2 separate regions of the Homo sapiens genome follow, and region 2 is linked to region 1. A link is a contact called in ENCODE Hi-C or POLR2A ChIA-PET data. All regions are on one chromosome and are shown on one strand. Each heading gives the region's core, a stretch centred on a gene start or an enhancer-like site at or near the end of the contact. The rest is flanking DNA. Distances are from core to core; before and after follow the strand shown. Region 1 has its middle 16 kb from the start of ENTPD6. Region 2 overlaps PYGB (glycogen phosphorylase B).

What was found. Hi-C counts contacts between places; a loop is a spot of excess contacts on that map. ChIA-PET counts read pairs that join two places held with the same protein, here RNA polymerase II (POLR2A). Pooled maps may share reads with other maps.
Region 2: a pooled map shows a loop between it and region 1 (2.4-fold over the local background). The contact joins two enhancer-like sites. A Hi-C loop is called at or near these places in 1 of 168 maps with a recorded cell type or tissue (PC-9) and 2 of 50 pooled maps. POLR2A ChIA-PET finds 5 or more read pairs at or near these places in 2 of 52 experiments (H1 and WTC11).

The regions. Positions count from the first base shown.
Region 1 is chr20:25,177,865-25,180,564 of GRCh38, reverse strand. No RefSeq gene overlaps it. Among named protein-coding and RNA genes, the nearest start is that of ENTPD6, 16 kb to the left of the region's middle. Within about 2 kb of position 1,429, at least 15 of the 41 ENCODE cell types and tissues checked have a DNase peak (open chromatin) inside an H3K27ac peak, as active enhancers do.
Region 2 is chr20:25,278,982-25,281,681 of GRCh38, reverse strand. It overlaps PYGB (glycogen phosphorylase B), which reads right to left. Exons shown (of 20, transcript NM_002862.4): 9 at 2,533-2,625; 10 at 1,270-1,416; 11 at 570-733. Among named protein-coding and RNA genes, the nearest start is that of PYGB, 32 kb to the right of the region's middle. Within about 2 kb of position 1,366, at least 7 of the 41 ENCODE cell types and tissues checked have a DNase peak (open chromatin) inside an H3K27ac peak, as active enhancers do.

The DNA of each region.
Region 1 (2,700 bases), core at 180-2,679:
AGGACCAACATGTACATACAGGTATGTCCTCAGTGTCTGCGTCTCAGGTAGCACTTTTCCAAAATGACATTCAAATAATTGTGAGGTTAAAATTCTATAATTTTTTTTTTGTTTCTTGGATTTTAAATCCTACATTTGGCCTACTATGAAGTTCATGACCATAAATGGAACTTGTATGTCCTAGAGATTAGCAAGTTAGTGGTTTCTTTAAGTCAAAAAAATAACCAGTATTTTTTTAGATTGCTAATAAACTTTAAAAAAAGATTAAAAAAGAAACATTTTTAAATTTTTGAATTAATTTCTAAATTTACCTTTTAATCAGTGAATTCTCACTTGATTGAGCTGTGGGCCAGGGAGTGTCATCTCTGATATCCACTCTGTGGAGGTTGTTGACATGAGCTTTGTATCCCTCTTTGTAACTTTTTGCAAGTTTTCCATGGTACTGGAGAAGAATGTGTGTGCTGCACCTGCTGGGTGAATAAAATGTCCCTTATATGCTGCTTGTGAAGTGTCATATTAATTAGGATAAGGCTGAAGTGCCCAAATAAAGAGGCCCAATGCAGGTCTGAAGCCCATGCATGCGATTGCTCCCCACGGCACTGACTCACGGCAGCAGGGCTGGGTGGGTGCCGCTCCACGTGGCCGGCCAGCCTAAGACCCAGGCCGTGGGCTCGGCCACCTTCACCATGCGGTGTCCCGGGCAGTCCTCTGAGCATCTCTGCTCCAGGAGGGTGGGAGCGTGTCTTCCTCACTGTTTTTCCTCCAAACAGTGCCCCCCTCACAGGAAGCATTCAGTAAGTATTTGTTAAGAACACTAATCAATGAATGAAGAAAAGATGGCCCCTTAGTCATCATAGCGTCAACATTTAATAAATGTTTTTTTAAGTTAAAAATTTTTTTCAATTAGCAGGACATTGTATGCCTCAAAATTTAAAAGATACAAAATAACGTCATCACCATCGTCATCACCATGATTTTGGTAGATTTCTCAGCCTGCCAGTTCCCTTTCCTGGAGGCATCTGCTGTTAACAGCTTATTTGTGTTCTCCAGATATACTTCATAAATGCACAAGCATACGTGCATATGTGCAGACTGGTTTCCAAAATGTTTTCCTATCACAATAAAATGTTTCAACTTCAACCTTGTTTATACAATTTCTGAATCCACGTGGAGAATGTATTTGGTGTCATTTGTTGAGAGGACATTAGGCGGCAGTATAGTATCACAAGGAGGAGGCTGGGGCTGTCTACACATTTTTTTTTTGGCCTGGCACCATGGCTCACGCCTGTAATCCCAGAAGTTTGGGAGGTCAAGGAGGAGGTTCACATGAGCCTAGGATTTCAAGACCGGCTGGGCAACATAGCAAGACCTCTAGCTACTGGAGAGGCTGAGGCTGGAGAAGCTGCAATGAGCTGTGATTGCACCACTGCACTCCAAAGGAAGAGAGAGGTGTTGTGTGGCTATTACATATCTTGCCATATATTTCCAAGTTTTTCTATTACAAATGATGACTCAATGCCTTGAGTCATAAGTCATAATGCTTTGAGCCTGAGGCAGGAGGGTGCTGGAGTGTTTATACACTGGGTCCTGTCAGTTATTGTTGAGTGCTATTCCCTCTGCATATCTGACCTGCTGCACACTCAAGTTCTTGAAAGAGCCTTCGGGCCCAGAGATGAGATACAGGCAGTTGGAGCTGACTGGAGTTGGTGCTGGAAAGCTAGGGTCTGAGGGCCACTGGGGGAGGGTCACTGACACCCTAACTCATGGAATCTTAGAGTTTTGGAGCAGAAAGGGAGCTCAGAGCATACTAGTCTACTCCCTCCCTTCTCTCATGGAGCTGGGATGTGTTTCCCTGAGCACTGCATTCCCATCGTGAAGAGGAGGCTCAGACAGGAAAACATTTTGCAGCTCGCATTTTCCTCACAAGTTCTGTCAAAAGTGAGAGACTGTGCCTTGACATAGTGCATTTTTAAGGTAAGTTTGGAAGCCTCTCACTTATGAATTAAATACAGAAAAGTCATTATTATATATATATATATTTTTTTTTTTTCTTTTTTCTTTTTTTTTCTTTTCCCTCAGAGATCGGGTCTTGCTCTGTTGCCCAGGTTGGAGTGTAATGGTGCCATCATGGCTGAATGCCTTGAACATATCTTGTCTTCTCACCTTTTCAGGCAAGCCCACACTCATCTCAAAGAAAATGCATTGAAGGTCACGTTAAACAGGGTCTTTCTGCTCTTACTACTTCTCCGTGTCATTTGTCTTTTTTCCACACACATTCCTTTTCCTCCTCTGCATTCCTGCGGTTGTTCTCATTTCACCAGTTGGCACAGAGCACCCCATCCTGTCCTTATCTGTGGGGAGCCCTCCAGCCACTCCTGCTGGAATGGGCACATTCTACAAAGGCCTGGGTCTGGGCCTCAGGTCCCTTTGCTTCCCTGTGCTTGGCACAGTGACTGGCAAATCCAGATCTCATTCAGTGTTGGATAAACAAACTTGCCTGCCAATATTTTAGACCTCCTAGGTGTTACAAATATGCAATGGCCCCAGGAATCAAGCATCTGTCTGCTGAGCAGTTAAGCAACAAGACTATCTATAATCATAGACTGTGTGGGGCAGACAGCAATTGCTCCAGAGTTTAATAACTACAGTTATTAACTGGGCCTGGCCCTCTCCCTCTGGAGAGTCCGTCTTCTTCCTAGG
Region 2 (2,700 bases), core at 117-2,616, 100 kb before region 1:
CATAGCTACTGGGGAGGGGCCCGACACGAAGCTTGCTGCGGGCGCCACGCACAGAGCCTGCAGCCCAGCCCCGGGCACAGCCTCCGCTCCCGCCGGCTGCTGCCTGCTCAGTACTCACAGTAGGTGCTCAGCACATGCTACGTGAAAGAGTGGGAGTAATTCCTAGATCACGCCCCACCTAAGAGGGGCAAGAACAAGATCTGACCTAAGAATCCCACCTTCAAGCCCTGTCCAAGCCCTGCCAGCGGCAGGTGGACCAGTGGTGCAGAGCCTCCGACTGGACCCCCAGGAAGGCAGGGGCGCAGGAGAGCAACAGGAGACAAAGCCGTCTCCCCGTTGCCCGCAGAGCCAGAGCCCTCCAGAGGCCCCCGTGTGCTGGTCGGTGAACGCACAACAAGGCGTGACCCTGACAGGGTGTTCTGGGCAGCTCTGTCATTCCTATGGAGGCAGGGGCCTAGTGGCACAGGTTGTATGCTATATAGCTGGGTCCATGTGTTTGGTGGATGGTCCTAGACGCAGGCCTGGGTGTCAGACAGAGCTGGCCCCGCTCGGGCAAGCGCCCCACTCACACCGACTGTTTCACGATCTCCGAGTGGATCCTCGCCACACCATTGACAGCATGGGACCCAATCACACACAGGTGGGCCATGTTGATCCGCTTGCAGTCCCCCTCCTCGATCACAGACATCCTGCGCAGGCGGTCCACATCGCCGGGAAACAGCGCGGCCACGTGCTGGTGCCAAAACACAGAGGCAGGTGGGTGGGCACAGGAGGCCCCACGGAGACCCAGCACTCCCCATGACCAGGGGACACTCCATGACCACCCATGGGAAGCTCTGCTGCCTCCAGGGAAGTTCTGGGGCTGTGACAGCCAGACCTCCCTCAAGTGCTCCCAGACCCAGCAGGCACCTCCAAGGCATCTCACAAGAGCCCAGGCCCAGCTTGAGGAGGAGGCTCTCGCTCACCCAACTCCCCAGCCCAGGAAAGGGCCCAGCCCGGCCCAGGGACCCACAGGGCTGCTGTCTGAGGAAGATGGGTCTGAGGGAGAGGACGTGCAATTTAATTTACAAAGAGGAACCTGAGGCTGTGGGCCAGGCGTGGGGATCAGCCAATAGCTCTGCCAAGGGACAGCCCCCAGCCCCAAGCATCCTCTGCTGAACAGAGGGTGCCTCGTTCAAGGAGCAAAGCACCTCCTCTCCCAGGCCAGGTGGGGGGCCGTTGGCATGGGTGTAGCCGCCACCCTACACGGCCAGCTGGGCCCACACTCACGTCCAGGTGCCGCTGGTTGATGGCATAGATTATCTCCAGGTGCCGCGGCAGCAGCTTCTCAAACATGGACACGGGCCAGCGCTCCAAGGCCTCAGGCAGCACAGTGTGGTTGGTGTATGCACAGGTCTTCTTCGTGATTTCCCAGGCCTAGGCCATTAGAGAATGTTCCCATGTGTTTGTTTAGAAACAAGCAGCTCTCTGGCCAGTTGCCTAGGCAGGGTGAGCGTCCAGGATCCCAGGCAGATGCTGGGTACCCCAGGAAGGGCCACCGTCCCCTCTGCTCTCCAAGGTGGATCTGGAGCCCTCTGAAAGCCTGACACGCAGCCCAGAGCCCTCACTCTGCTGACGCAACCCACTGAAGTGTGACATTATGGTCCAGTGCGTGACACACACACAAATAAGACACAATCGCCTGCTACCTGGAGTCACCTTCACACTCTGCCGTCACTGGTAAACGGACAGACCATTGAGCAGTTTTCTATTTATTTCCACTAAAGTGGCCAGACATGGTGGGGAGGACACTGGTTACTACACAGACCTGCCCTATGCTGGCCAGAACTGGGGTACCCACAACAGGTACAGCCTCACCTGGAGTGCACACACCCCAAGACCAGAGAGGGGCTTGGGTTTCTACAAAACGGAGTTAAAAAAAATCGTTTTATGGTTTCTTTTGGTTTTATTTTTCTGGGTGTGTGCTGCCACACCTGGCTTTTTTTTTAGAGGTGGGGTCTTGCTGTATTGCCCAGGCTGGTCTCTAACTTCCGGCCTCAAGCAACCCTCCTGCCTTGGCTTCCCGAAGCACTAGGATTACGGGTGTGAGTCACCACATTGGCCTGTTTTATGGTTCCACATGTTGATTTGGTAACGGTTAGATTAAGAAAATCCTACCACACAAACATATTTAAGTCCAAAATACACTGAATCGCGAGGGCAGGTGCATGAATAGAGCACAGACCTCTAAACACTTAACGCTTTGGGGAGCTGTCACCAAATTTCAAGATGAGAATGCACCAACGGGAAACCCTGAGAAGTGTCACAGCCCTATCCTTATCATCTCCCCCGCGCCCTGACCCCATACTCTGGCCCCCGGAACCTCCGTCTCCTGGAACCAGACCCCTCCCACAGCTCGCGTCTCTCCTGGGCATGATGACCACACAGCTCTCCCAAGGCCAGGGAAGAGGCCCCCCAGCTCAGCTCCTTGTAGCCCTGGTCTGCACGGGCTCCAGGCTCTGGGGAGGTGCCGCCCTTTTCCTCCATGCTCACCTTGTCCCAGTCCACCTTCTCCACGTCCACCAGGATCCGCATGAGCTCAGGGATGGAGAGGGCGGGGTGGGTGTCGTTCAGCTGGATGGCCACCTGAAGGTCGCACAAGGGGTGCCATTCAGTCATTTCATCCCACGTGGGCACCCACGGTTGTTGGCATACGAAGCT